2 separate regions of the Homo sapiens genome follow, and region 1 is linked to region 2. The links are chromatin loops, found by intact Hi-C in ENCODE. Cell type or tissue: GM12878. All regions are shown on one strand. Each heading gives the region's core, and the rest is flanking DNA. Links, peaks and the distances in the headings are about the cores only.

What was found. Hi-C counts contacts between places; a loop is a spot of excess contacts. Peaks named below come from ENCODE experiments on the same cell type or tissue, not always from the same donor. Only the 100,000 strongest peaks of a DNase experiment are listed, where the experiment ranks them.
Region 1: it touches region 2 in a loop (4-fold over the local background); 1 of 110 quality-filtered maps calls a loop at or near these places.

What each region holds. Positions count from the first base shown.
Region 1 is chr4:85,700,798-85,703,731 of GRCh38, reverse strand. The region is part of intron 2 of ARHGAP24 (Rho GTPase activating protein 24); the gene reads right to left. Among named protein-coding and RNA genes, the nearest start is that of MIR4451, 20 kb to the left of the region's middle. In GM12878, for the core only: no CTCF peak of the experiment used is centred there; a DNase peak (open chromatin) is centred at 1,571; H3K27ac peaks cover 1,046 bases.
Region 2 is chr4:85,776,814-85,779,747 of GRCh38, reverse strand. The region is part of intron 3 of ARHGAP24 (Rho GTPase activating protein 24); the gene reads right to left. Among named protein-coding and RNA genes, the nearest start is that of MIR4451, 56 kb to the right of the region's middle. In GM12878, for the core only: no CTCF peak of the experiment used is centred there; DNase peaks (open chromatin) are centred at 833 and 1,267; H3K4me3 peaks cover 973 bases; H3K27ac peaks cover 676 bases.

The DNA of each region.
Region 1 (2,934 bases), core at 268-2,767, 76 kb after region 2:
GACTTATAAAAAGGATAAATGTCTTTCTCACAGTTCTGGAGGTTGAGAAGTTCAATATCAAGGTGCCAGCAGATTTGGTGTCTAATCAGGGTCAGCTTTCTAGATGTCAGTGTTTTTGCTGTAACCTCACATGGCAGAAGAGGCAAGGATCTCTCTGGGGCCTCTTTTATAAGGGCACAAATCTCATTCTTGAGGGCACTACCCTCATGATGTCATCAACTCCCCCAAGTTCCCACCTTCTAATTTCATTATCTTGGGGGTATTTTGATGTGTTAATGAAGTAGGGGACACTAACTACAAACATTCAGAACATAGAAGAGGGTTGCCCACTGCTGCCAGCCAAGTCAACGTAAAACAGTACTTCATCCTTACTGGGTGTCTAGGACCATCTGTCATCTCATCTCATCTACCCTGAACATCTACCACACTCAATGCAGAGAAAACAGTAGTGCCTTTCACATGACACGTACTAAAAATATTTGTAGAATGGGAAGCTGACTAAATGAATAAAAAACACGTGAATGAATTTCTTACAAGTCTATGGTCTTGGTGACCAGGCAACTTTTAATTATTCTATTTCCACTGCCTTAAAGGATAAAATCTACTTCTTTCATAGCCTCATTTTTATCAACAATGACCCAGTTGTTTTAGTCATAATCTTGGTAGGATCCTTAGTTTCTTTTATATTCATTTTTCTCTTCTCTATTCTTTCCCACAAGTAAATTCTCCTTTCACATGCTTCTCGGTGGGGGTCTCACTTCTGACCTCCACCTTTGCCTTTCTCTGTCCATCACAGCTGGCCACAAAGAGCCTTCCCTGTCACTGTTTTGAGTATATTTTGTATTTCTCAGACCCCTTCATGGGTCACTTATAACAAGTTAAAATTTCTGTTTATGCAATAATGAAAGCTGAAGTGAAATATTCAAAACTGAGTACAAATGATGCTGTAAATTAAACATGCATTTAAATCTTGACAATCTAGTAATATATTCTGCAAACAACCTCATTACAGGACATCAAAACTCACAAACCCCAGGGCGAACGAATGCAAAACAGAAGACAACATTTATACTTTTGTTTCTTGTATTTCATTGAATAACTTATTGACAATTTGTGTAAAAAAGTTTATCAAATTGAAGGGACTAATTTTTTATTGTGTTTCAATAATGTATCTTATAATACTTTAGAGCCTATAAAATATGAATATATGTTAATGTATATGAAAAGATTTCAAAAACACTTTTAAGAAATAAATTTTATAAAATAGCTGTCAAAAATGTTAATTATTAATTAAGTTGATATTTGTTTGCTATGCTGCTAATAAATAACCTAAAACAATCATTTTAAGGTATGCATTATTCTAATTTTAAGAAAGTTGCATCTGTATAAATACAATGTACATCTGTTTCTCTAGGCAGAAGAAGAAAAGTAGAGATTTTTTGAAAACTTGTTTGGCTTCTGTATTTTGTTCTGCGTTTTCACCAAAACATAACAGAATGTACTTCCCCTTTCAAGTTACTACTCTTCCTTTGTCTATATATTTACATATGCTAGAGTCATAAAGAGAGAAGCTTTATTACATGTGTGGGTGTATATATTATATACATATATCTTATAACTAGAGAGAAAGGAAAAAGAGAGACACACATTCATAGGCTGATAGGAATGGAGTAGAGATGAAACAACCTTTCAGAAGAAAAATATGTACCATGGGTTGATGGACTTTTGGACAGTCTTCCTTAGACTCAGGAACTGAGTCCAAATCTCTGGTTATTTTGTTCTCTCAGGCAAGACATGAAGGAAGTGTGATCTGACCACATTGCAGATGGTTTGGATAATCAGCATTCAAAAAAGAATTTTTATTAAATCCATTTACCATATGTTTCCATTAAGCTGGAGCCTCTATTGTATTATACAAACACACATAGTACACACATATCTATATATGAATCTTGATGTCACTAACTCTATACTTTGTGCTAATGTAAGAGTTTACTGGGTTCTTGAACATCTGTCAGGACCACCCAGACAATTCTGAATTGTAAAAAGAAAAAAATTCAGTCAACCAAAATCTGACCAGATAAGACATGAAATGTAAGGACAGGCTTTTGTATTTGTGACAGCTGTCCCAAATTCTTCATTGATTGATGTATTTATTTTACAGTAGGATGCAATCACTGTAAAATAATTGCCATCTTAAGATGCATACGGTACAGTTTTTTTGAAAAGATGCAAACAGCAAAATTGATAACAAAAACAAAACAAGATGATATTGGGTACTCAGGGTGGGAAATGTTGGGAGATGGGTGAGGGAAAAAAGAAGATATATTGGGTGCAGTGTACAGCGCTCAGGTGATGGGTGCACTAAAATCTCAGAAATCACCACTAAAGAACTTACCCATGTAACCAAAACCTGCCTGTACGCAAAAATTATTGAAATAAAAGATTAAAACAAAACAAAAGGCTATGAGGCAAGGAATATAATAAATCGATAATGTGATTAGGAAGATAAAATGTGTTTTATGTCTAGTGTGGCCATACGCAAGAAGAAATATAAGTAGCTGATGGAGGGAGAGATAATAGCAAGTGGTTACTATCACATCTCCTTTCCTATAAACCTTTTCTTTAAAAATTCTGTAATTATAATGACAGAGAGACTAATGAAATACCCAAAAGTTATTCACTTTATTTCTTATAATGAAATATTTCTTCCAATTCCAGATCATCTTAATTCATGAATTTCCAAGGGGAAGGATTTCTCAAGGAATAAATATTGGAAATTATGTCTACATAAAAAATACAACAGTGTGAAACAAACAAAGAGAGATATTTTATTTTTGTTTTGCCTGCTGGAAGATACTATATAAAGGAAAATATACCAGATAAATTTCAAAAATAGAGTGATTTTCCATTTTTTTCTCTAGTGATATCTTA
Region 2 (2,934 bases), core at 177-2,676:
ATTGGGCTATTCCCCTTCTGCTCTGGAAGACCCTCTATGGATCGGTGACTTGAAATCTTTTTGAAAATTTCACTCTTCTTAGAAATGTTCCTCCATTAAGGTGAATGAGCTTACACTAAGATAAGCTTCATTAAAAAAAGAAAAGTAGGCTTATTAGAATTTTTTTAAAAAATAATGAATAAAGAGAAGGAAGGATTAAAATTAACAGCTAAATATAGAAGCAAACTGGAGGCAAAAACCCCAATTCAAAATAACTGTGTTTCCCAGGTCAGATCTACCAAGCTGTGATGAGTTTAGTGAGCCTTGACTGAATCAGTTAAAGTGCCTAGACTGCCCTGCCCAGGTTCTCTTGTCTGATTGGCTCCATATTAGTTCTATATTTCAAGTTGAAGATTCATTAAGCTCCCCCTCCTGCCCAGTCAAGAACATTCTGTACATTTTGTAATGCTAAAGTATATTTATCTTTATCCAACACAAGCAATAAAACACAAAAACCACACATGACAAGATACAACAAAGAAACAAACCTAAACTAAGCTTTAAAATAAAACAACAGCAACAATCATCTGGTTCCTAAAAACACTAACAAAACAAAGCAAAATCCGAGTAGTTTCAAATATCAACAGCCAGAAAATAATACAGTTAAAAAGCTAAAATATTTTCAAGGGTATATTTTCTCTCAAAATAGAGGTGAAGAGGGAGGAAAAAAAGGTCAAATGACCACTAAATACTTGTCCCCAAAACAAATGAACCCTGAAGATTTAAATGAGTAAAAACAGTACCTTATAAGTCACTGGTCTGGTCTACGCACAGCTGTTCCCAGTGCCGACTCTTGTTTAACTGTCCACTGCCTTCAGTTTAAAGTTAATTCTTTTGGCAAAAAAGTACAGAGCTTGTCTGGAAAATGCTGTTTGGACACAAACCATTCCTTTCAAAGCGGTGGTAGCTATATTTAAGTTTTCTTGTAGAAGGGGATATAAACTCTTCCTGTAGCTAATTTTCTTTCTCCTCCTTCTCAGACTTAGTCAGTATCCTCCCATCCCATATATTGAAGAAAGAGACAGAGAGGGGAAAAAAAACCTACAAGGAAATATACCTTAAATAATGTAGTATTTGAGCATTTAGAAACAAAACAAAACAAAATAAGAAATAGGAATCATAGAAAGCTCATCAGGACCTTAAATATAATTTAGCCGGGTGAACCCATTTTGTAGATAAGGGAAGTGAAACCCAGAGAAAAATATGATTTGTATAAGGTCACTCACACGGCTAGTTAGTGCCACAGTTAACAAATAACCAGGTTTCACAACTCCTGCTTCAATGCTTTTTCCACTACACTAACATACCTGAGGGGAAATAGTTTGCCTTTTCCTCTATATCCTTGCATAATAAGCAAAGGAATTGGCAGGGAGCAGTAACACAATTAGGATGTGAGAACTGTCTCAGAGAAAACATTTCCTTTGGATTTAAAATCCTTAATATTGAAACTTTCCCTTTAATCTCCAATTTCTTTGTATATTAGGAAATAATCTTTTCCTTTGCTGATTGTCCAGAATATTTTTACAACTCAGGAGCTGCCATGTTTCAAGGGATGCTAACATTTATTAGTCCTTACAGAGTACTGCTTCAGTAAGGCATGGTGCTGTGACAGGTGGCAGAATAAGTGTTCTACCTAGTATCAGTGATACTACTCCACGGCTCTTAAACTAGACACACATTTGCTATTATCACAAATCCCCACTTTCAATCTATCAAGATTTTTTGAATACACACATTTGGTTTTGATTATTGTTGATTGTATAATTTGTTAAATAAAACAGAGAAGCAACATAACAATTTTCATTGGTGTCTTTCATGTATTTCCTATTTATTGGTGAATAAATTATGTTTTTCTAACTGAAAGAGTGATGTGCTTATTATAATAATTTTTAAAATTACCTTTTTGAAATGTATTCATTCATTCATTCACTTATTTAACAAATATTTATCGAACATTCATAAGATCTATCTCATCCCTCCCACGTGAAATAGTGTAACAGACAAGCAATAGCTTCCTTAGAAAAGTAGGGAATTTTCAAATAAAATCAAAGGGTTTGCATGGGAAGTAAGGTCAATTCTCTATGACTACTTCTGTATTCATTCTCACACTTCAAACATGTGTCCTTGATTTCTTTATATCCTATCGATTGGGTTGCTCCAATCTTAAAACATCCTGCCCAGATCAAGTAAACCAAAATATGAAGTGGCCCACACTGAAATCACTCTGGCCACTATTAATCTTTCCATTTGATCTGGCTCCTTAAATTTTAAAGCAAAATCTTCTTTACACTTTGCAATTCCAAGACACAATGAGAAATGCTCAGATCATTCAAGGCCTATTTTCAAACTGTTACCTATTCTTTAATTCAGAAATGCACTGTTTGGTTTTAATATTTCTCGTCTACTTTTAAGGCATCTACTCTTGCCCTGTTCTTTGGCAGGAAGCAGTATGCTTATGACCAAATAATTATAAAATGTAATTAATATTTAAAATGACAATTAGATTTTCTGGAACACATTTTCCAAAATGTTGAGAAATTAATGGGTATGATAGCACTTTTCTAATGCTGACAAATAAGCAACTGAGATTCAAAACAGAAATGTTGAGAAAGAAATTTTGGAAAACCATGGTTTTTGACACAATGACAGCATCTTATTTTCCTTTTATTCTCATTTGATTATGTCTGTTTGAGCCCTATGCAAAGGTTAAGCAACATTAATATGTCAAATGTGACAAGAGTTGGACACATTGATACATATTACTTGCATTTGCTAAAAATATTCTGTATTTTCCTTTTACTTCTTAAGCTTTACTTTCGATATTGACAGTTTTACCTTTAGTCCATTAGAAAGAGCAGGAAGGAAATATGAGTAAGACCTTGTAAGGTAATAGGC